Regions from separate parts of the Homo sapiens genome. Here region 1 is linked to region 2. The links are chromatin contacts, found by Hi-C or POLR2A ChIA-PET in ENCODE. All regions are on one chromosome and are shown on one strand. The core of a region is the stretch at or near the end of the contact, and the rest is flanking DNA. Distances in the headings are between cores, read along the strand shown.

What was found. Hi-C counts contacts between places; a loop is a spot of excess contacts on that map. ChIA-PET counts read pairs that join two places held with the same protein, here RNA polymerase II (POLR2A). Pooled maps may share reads with other maps.
Region 1: a pooled map shows a loop between it and region 2 (3-fold over the local background). The contact joins the promoter of COMMD7 here to the promoter of HM13-AS1 in region 2. A Hi-C loop is called at or near these places in 2 of 50 pooled maps. POLR2A ChIA-PET finds 5 or more read pairs at or near these places in 2 of 52 experiments (Caco-2 and activated CD4-positive, alpha-beta memory T cell).

The regions. Positions count from the first base shown.
Region 1 is chr20:32,741,551-32,745,464 of GRCh38, reverse strand. It overlaps COMMD7 (COMM domain containing 7), which reads left to right and starts at 1,998. Exons shown (of 9, transcript NM_053041.3): 1 at 1,998-2,157. The coding sequence starts at 2,074. RefSeq lists enhancers at 503-1,447, 2,335-3,162, 3,832-3,914 and silencers at 1,743-1,972, 2,153-2,222, 3,207-3,381.
Region 2 is chr20:31,570,872-31,575,170 of GRCh38, reverse strand. It overlaps HM13-AS1 (HM13 antisense RNA 1), which reads left to right and starts at 1,908. Exons shown (of 3, transcript NR_046853.2): 1 at 1,908-2,029; 2 at 2,248-2,372. It overlaps LOC107985416 (a long non-coding RNA gene), which reads right to left and starts at 2,161. Exons shown (of 3, transcript XR_005647051.2): 1 at 1,733-2,161. RefSeq lists silencers at 1-126, 1,629-2,208 and an enhancer at 2,010-2,551.

The DNA.
Region 1 (3,914 bases), core at 749-3,248, 1.2 Mb before region 2:
CTGAGGCTGGAGAATCACTAGAACCCGGGAAGCAGAAATTGCAGTGAGCCGAGATTGTGCCACTGCACTCCAGCCTGGGTGACAGAGCCAGAATCTGTCTCAAAAAAAAAAAAAAAAAAAATTCTTGCACGGTGAGTAGGGCCTCTGAGTTCCTGTCTGTTTGTCACCCGAAGGTTTATTCTCTTCCAGGTACTCCAAACTCGGACTGTGTCCTGTACACATTCTCAAAGCACCTCCTACTTTTTGGCATCCCTTAATACTTTCACACACACTTGCGTCTGCCCCCTGGGTCAATTCTGACTTCTCAGAGGCCAGGCACTGCATCTGGTTCATCTGGTTGTGTCACTGTGGAATCCCCACCCCCTATCATGTCATGGTATCTGCCTCACAGCAGACCTTCTTTTTTTTTTATGGAGATGTGGTCTTGCTCTGTCGCCCAGGCTGGAGTGCAGTGGCGCCATCTGGGTTCACTGCAGTCTCGATCTCAAGATCTCAAGTGATCCTCTTGCCTCAGCCTCCGAGTAGCTGGGACCACAGGCATGTGCCACTCAATATTTGTTGAATGAATGTATGAATGATATAATGACTGAAGGGGATGGGCTTGGCCTTTGGGTAGAAGACTTTTTTGTTTTTTCTTTGAGACGGAGTTTCGCTCTTGTTGCCCAGGCTGGAGTGCAATGGCGCGATCTCGGCTTACCGCAACCTATGCCTCCCGGGTTCAGGGAATTCTCCTGCCTCAGCCTCCCGAGTAGCTGAGATTACAGACATGCACCACTACGCCCGGCTAATTTTGTATTTTTAGTAGAGACGGAGTTTCTCCATGTTGAGGCTGGTCTCAAACTCCTGACCTCAAGTGATCCGCCCGCCTCAGCCTCCCAAAGTGCTGGGATTACAGGAGTGAGCCACCGCGCCGGGCCGGGTAGAAGACATTTTGTTTATACTTTTACAGAAGGGATTTTCAGGAAAGGGTAGAGGAGAGGAGGAGGGCTGGTGAGGAAGGCCAGCCAAACCCCCCACATTTCCCTGCTCCAGGTTTCTCGGCATTACCTCTTTACCCTCAAGGCTGGACTTAGGGGCTAGGTGAAGCCCTTAGGCTTGGCGTTCAGTTCCTAGATTCTGGGTAGCATGTCTCTATTTTCTCATGTTTCCAGTGGGGATTAGGGTAATATTCACCTGGGAACTGTGAGGAGCCCCTGGGAAGAGAGGGCATGGGGGTTAGAGTGTTTGAGGGGCTGCAGTGATGATCACGGTCTCAGTAACCTCCCCTCACCCACCTCACCACCACCCTCCCTGCCCCGCACAGTCAAAGCCCTCGCACTATTTTGAGGAAACTTTGGTAAGTCAGTTTCTTCCACTCCAGAAGGTCTCAAAGTGTAGTCCCTGGGTGCTTATTGGAAATGCAAATTCTCAGGCTCCACCCTGGCCTTTCGAATCAGATCCTCTGGGGGCGGGGCCCGGCAATACCAGGTGATGCTGGGGTGATGCTGATGCCCTTCCAAGGTTGAGACCTAGTCTCTACTCTGATGTCAGCTCTCCGAGAGACACTCTGGCCTGCTTTGTTCCCTTCCCTGTCCCCAGTGTCTGGCATCGAGTAGGCTGCCATAAATATCTCTGGAGTGCATAGTAACAGTGATGATGATAATAGCAGCTAGCCATTGATTGAAGACCTCTTGTGTGCCGGTCTCTGCGTTAAACATTTCTGGAGGCTTAACTCATTTAAGGAGCTACCCCAGCCATCATTTTCTCAGATGGTGAAACTGAGGTTCAGAGAGGCCAAGCGCCGTACCCAAAGGTCACTCAGCGGGAGAGCTGGCAGGAAACCTCGCGTCTGCCGGTGCCGGCGCCGCCCCTGCCCCTCCCCGGAGCCCGGCGGCCGCGCGTGTCCGCGGCCCTGCGAGGGCTCCCCGGCTCCGGACAGCCCAGGGCGGCCGGGGGAGGAGTGCGCTGCGACGGCCGTGGCGAAAGTGCGGTTGTGGATGCGCGGAGAGGCCGGCAGCGGTGGCAGCGGCAGCGGAGGAGGAAGCTGAGCAGGGCGGCGGCGGCGGTGGAACCTGCGGGGCTGGGGCGCGCGCCATGGGCCGCCTGCACTGCACTGAGGACCCGGTGCCGGAGGCCGTGGGCGGCGACATGCAGCAGCTGAACCAGCTGGGCGCGCAGGTGGGCCCGGCGGCGGGGCGTGGGGCGCGGGGCCCAGGTGATTCCAGGATCCGGGCCTGGGGTGGGGGGGACGTCCGGGGGTGCGCGGGAGTTGGGAGAGACTAGACAGAGCGGCGTCTTGTGGGCGTTTGGGGTGTGTGAGGTGGGTTCGGGGCGAGGCTAAGGTGAGCTGGGGTCTGAGGAGAGTGTGGGGAGCCAAGGGATCTCCGGAGGCCTAAGGGCCACCTGAGGGGTCCGAAAGGCTTTGTGGGGTCTCAGAGATGGGACTACGGGACCTCTGCGGGGTCCTGGGGCCGAGGAGAGCTTTTGGGGTCCTAGAAGAGGGACGGAGGGGAGTCTAGATGAGGCTGAAGGAGTTTGGGGAACTGAAGGAACAGACTAAGGGCGTGGGGAGTTTTGGGGAGCAGTGGGGTCCAAAGGGAGATAGATGTTTGGCAGGGAGGCCGAGGAAGCCTGAGGGGAGTGGGAGGGCCCGAGAATCTGAGGGGGCCCGGGGAAGCTTGGCCTGGGCTGCCGTCTTACATCTCAGTGTGACATGAGTGTCAGTAATAGCCAGGCCCCACTGGGGCTCTGTGGGCCTGAGGGGCTCGATCTGGGACAAGGCTGATGACACCTTCCACCTCCACCCAGTTAAGGAGAGTCACTGGGATTCACATGGAAAGAAACCTTATACACTGTGTACAGTGGGGGTCTTCATCCTCGATGGTAGGGGAGCTAGCAAAGCCTTTTTCTCCCCCTTCAGGCTGCAGGTGCCAACCAAGGCAGTCTTGGAGGCATCCTGCTTCTGTGCTGGTTGGGATGCCTTTTCATACCACCAAGGCTGCTGAAATAGGTGAGAATGACACTTCTCACCCCCACTGGGAAGATACATCTATTTCCCCCGCTAGGTTGTCACTTCCCAGGAGGTAGCGCCCCTCTTCTTTCATCTCCATACCCCCCACAACTTCCCACACAGTAGTGCTGCTTGCGAGATAAAAACCAAACTTAGAACTTGTAACGACAGGAAGGTTCTAAGCTTGAGCTATGCAATAGAAAAATTTGCAAGCCACATTTCTAACTTTGCATTTTGTAGTAGCCACATTTAAAAATTAAATAGAAATGGAAATTAATTTTTTTTTTTTGAGACGTAGTCTCATTCTGTCACCCAGGCTGGAGTGCAGTGGCGCGATCTCGGGTCACTGCAACCTCCGCCTCCCAGGTTCAACCAGTTCTCTGTCTCAGTCTCCCGAGTAACTGGGACTACAGGCACACGCCACCATGCCCAGCTAATTTTTGTATTTTTAGTAGAGATGGGGTTTGACCATGTTGGCCAGGCTGGTCTTGAACACCTGACCTCAGGTGATCTGCCCACCTCAGCCTCCCAGAGTGTTGGGATTACAGGCGTGAGCCACTGTGCCCAGCCCTGAGTTTATCTTATGCAAGCATCCTAGAGTTTATTTACACAAACCTACTGCACCCTAGGATATATGGTATAGCGCATTGCTCCTAGGCTACAAACCTATACAGCATGTGACTGTACTGAATACCATAGGCAACTGGACTATAATGGTAAATATTTGTGTGTTTAGACAAATCTAAATAGAAAAGGTACAGTACAAATACAGTATAAAAGATAAAAAATAGGCCGGGCACGGTGGCTCACACCTACCCTAGGACTTTGGGAGGCCAAGGTGGGCGGATCACAAGGTCAGGAGATCGAGACCATCCTGGCCAACATGATGAAACCCTGTCTCTACTAAAAATACAAAAATTAGCTG
Region 2 (4,299 bases), core at 659-3,158:
TACAGGCGCGTGCCACCACACCCAGCTAATTTTATTTCATTTTTAGTAGAAACGGGATTTCACCATGTTGGCCAGGCTGCTCTCAAACTCCTGACCTCAAATGATCAGTCCGCCTTGGCCTCCCGAAGTGTTGGGATTACAGGCGTGAGCCACTGCACCTGACCATATTTCTTTTTAATACAGACAGGGTTTCACCATGTTGGTCAGGCTGGTCTCTAACTCCTGACCTCGTGATCTGCCTGCCGTGGCCTCCCAAAGTGCTGGATTACAGAGGTGAGCCACAGCGCGCCCGGGCCAAAGTTTTAAAAATACAAAATGAGGCCGGGCGTGGTGGTTCACGCCTCTAATCCCAGCATGTTTGGGAGGCCTAGACGGGCGGATCATGAGGTCAGGAGATGGAGACCATCCTGGTTAACACGGTGAAACCCCGTCTCTACTAAAAATACAAAAAAAAATTAGCCAGGGTGGTGGTGGGCGCCTGTAGTCCCAGCTACTTGGGAGGCTGAGGCAGGAGAATGGCATGAACCCGGGAGGTGGAGCTTGCAGTGAGCCGAGATTGCGCCACTGCACTCCAGCATGGGCGACACAGCGAGACTATGTCTCAAAAAAATAAATAAATAAAATAAAAAAAAAATGCAAAGTGAGCAGGGTGTGGTAGCACGCACCTGTAGTCCTAACTACTCAGGAGGCTGAAGTGGGAGGATGGCTTGAGTGCAGGAGTTCAAGGTTACAGTGAGCTATGACTGCCACACTGCACTCCAGCCTGGACTACAGTGAGAGCCTGTCTCAAAAACCAACAAGCAAAATACCCACCCACACACAGCTTAGTTTACATATATAGCAAAAATCTTCTTCCAAGCCACCTAACTCCTTTGTATATTCCTTGCCCTCAAATTTACTCAAAATAGTATCTCCCTTTTTTTAATATTTTGGAGACTCTTCCATAAATATCTATTGAGAACACACTATGTGTGATTTCCATGTATTTATTTATTTTACTTAATCCTCACAGCCATTATGTAGACGAGGAAAGTGAAGCTCAGAGATGGGAAGTCACTTGCCTGAAGCCGCAGGTTGGTAAACATTAGACTCTAGGTAATTTGATAATTTGTGTCCATTTATGAAGTGCCTGCTGTAGCCAGGCCCTCAGGATTGTCCCAAACCTTTATAGTCACTCTTACAACAAATACTGAGTGCCTTCATGTTTCAGGCAATGGGCCAAGTGTTGGGGCTACGGTGGAGAGGAAAACAAAGGCTTAGCCCATGGTTGAGGGAGGTTCAATTGTTCACCCCATTTTTCAGGTAAGAAAACCAAGGAAGAGAAGGGAAAGAAAGTGTCCTGAGATCACACGGTCACACGAAAATAGCTGAGGCACGGCGCGGTGGCTCACGCCTCTAATCCCAGCACTTTGGGAGGCCGAGGTGGGAAGATTGCTTGAGCCTGAGTTCGAGACCAGCCTGAGCAAGAGTGAGAACCGCCGTTTCAACTAGGGGAAAAAAAAAAAAGCCAGGCGTGGTGGGACACACCTATATTCCCACCTGAGGTGGGAGGATCGCTTGAGCCCAGGAGGTCGAGGTTGCAGTGGGCCGTGATCGCGCCACTGCACTTCAGCCTGGGCGACAGAGTGAAACCCTGCTGCACAAATAAAAGAGAAAAGGGAAAAAGAGCGGAGACAGGCAGCCCCGCTTTACAGGTAGGGAAAGTGAGGCACAGAGAAGTAAAACGACCTACCCAAGGAAACCCATCTAGTAAAGGCAGGGACCGGGATCGCAGGCTCTTGGAGCTCACCAGTCCCCGCCGGGCGGTGCTTGGCCCCTCCTTCCCCTCCGGCGGGCGTGGCCCGGCCGGGCCCGCCCCCTCCCCTGCGCGCGTTCCTGGCAGCCCGGCCGGCGTTTCCTGCCTGCGTCGCTGAGCTGGCGGGCGGGCAGCCCATCTGGCGGCCCCCGCGGGGCGGCGCGGGGAGGCGGCCCAGACTTGCTGGAGCCAGGCGCCGGCCCGGGGGCCCCCCTGCCCGCCTGGAGAACCCAGGTGTGGCCGCGGCGGGGGTGGGGGGTGGTGCTTTCCTTCCCGCTCGCTCGGCCCTTCCTGACGCACCAGGGCAGGATGCAGCCTCCTCCCGTCCTCTCCTCGGCCTCCGCCTCCCGCGCCCTGGCCCGGAATGCTGGAGGGAATCCAAACGCAGGGCGGGGAGGCAGGGGCAGGCCCCTGAGGCCCCGCCCCTGATAGCCATTTGATACCACCGCTAGTCTTGCCCGTGTTTGGGGTGACTCAGCTTCCCTGCTTGTGCAAGAACAGCTGAACTCTGACCTCCTGAATGGCCGACTCTTGCCTTGCTCCTCAGGGACCCCAGACACGATCGTAGGAACCGGAGGTACTACTGCCCTAAGCCATAGCGCTTGACATTATCCATTTATTCAGCAGTTTCAAGTCGCGGCAAGCGGCGTTTGACCACTTCTGTTCCCTGCCCAGTGCTTAACTGGTACCTGGTGCCGGCCTGATGGAGGCTCTGAAGGCTTTCCCTCAGAAAGCTGGACCCGCCCTGGGAAGCAGGTCCTAACCCCCCTTCACAGTCGAGCACAAGACCGCTTCATTCACACTGCAGGAGCCAGCCCTGCTGTCAGACTGACGGTGCCAAACCCCCTTCTCCAATGCTGCCCCCAAAAGGAACCAGGGATCCATTATCCTGATCATGTCAAACGGCACCACGGTGAATACGAGTCTTGGAAGCCAGACACTCTGGGTTCACATGCCCCCTGGGCCCGCCCTTACGGTCTCTGCCTCAGTTTCCCCATCGTAAGAATGATGTAGGTACCTCAAAGTGTTGTTACAACGATTAAGTAAATCTTAAGATACATTTGAAACTTGAACACGGGTTTCAATTGTGCAGGTGCACTTAAACGTGGACTTTTTTTCTACCTCTGCCACCCCTGAGACACCAAGACCAACCCCCTCCTCTTCCTCAACACAGAGACCAGGATGAAGATCTTTATTTATGATGATCCACTTTCACTGAATAATTTTTTTTTTTTTGAGACGGAGTCTCACTCTGTCCCCCAGGCTGGAGTGCGGTGGTGCAATCTTGGCTCACTGCAACCTCCGCCTCTTGGGTTCAAGTGATTCTCCCACCTCAGCCTCCTGAGTAGCTGGGACTACAGTCGCCTGCCACCATGCCAGGCTAATTTTTGTATTTTTAGTAGAGTCGGGGTTTCACCATATTGGCCAGGCTGGTCTCGAACTCCTGACTTTGTGATCCGCCTGCCTCTCTCGGCTTACTGCAAGCTCTGCCTCCCGGGTTCAGGCCATTCTCCTGCCTCAGCCTCCCGAGTAGCTGAGACTACAGGCGCCTGCCATCATGCCCGGCTAATTTTTTGTATTTTTAGTAGAAACGGGGGTTTCACCATGTTAGCCAGGATGGTCTCGATCTCCTGACCTCCTGATCTGCCCATCTTGGCCTCCCAAAATGCTGGGATTACAGGCATGAGCCACCATGCCTGGCTCTTAGGATTTTCTTAATTACATTTTCTCTAGCTTACTCTATGGTAGACAGTGTAGTACGTATAACATACAAGATGTTTTGACTGTTTATGTTATCAGGTAAGGCTTCTGGTCAACAGCAGACTATTAGTTGTTTTGCGGGACTGAAAAGTTATACAGATTTTCGACCATGATGGGTTGGTGCCCCTAATCCCTGTGTTGTTCAAGGGTCAGTTGCACTAGCATAATGCTAGTCACGTGAAATACAGTCAGTGCACACTGGGGTCTCAGCAGGGCTGGTTTTCCCCTTGGAACCCTCTCTCTTGTCGCAGTCATGGGAGACTGAGGCACAGAAACAGAATCTAATAAAGCAGGGTAGAACTTGGGTTCTAGAGCAGTTTCCTAATAATCCACCCCAAACCAGGTGAGGCTGGCATCTAGCCCACTCGGGGCCCTGCCCAACCACCCACACCCCCTCCCCAGCATGCAGGCCCAATCCTTGCCCGGCCTGGTGCCATTTTTCCATGGGACTCTGATGGTGGCGGTTCACATCTGGAGTCTAGACTCGCAGGCTCTGCGGGCCAGGCCTACCGCCTGGGCTGGGCCACCACTGCCCGCTGTTTGCTCAGCTGAAGCTGGTTAATTGGAATTACAGTGGCCTCTGCGGTGCCGGCTGGCCGGGCGGGCCCTAGTCCGCTGCTCCGGAGGTCTGTGGAACATCTGGCTGGACCAGGACAGTCATTAGGTGGCAGGCGCTCGGCGCCACTGCCACCTCAGCCTCTGCCGGGGGCTGGTGGTGACTCAATAAGGCCTTTGTGCGCCCT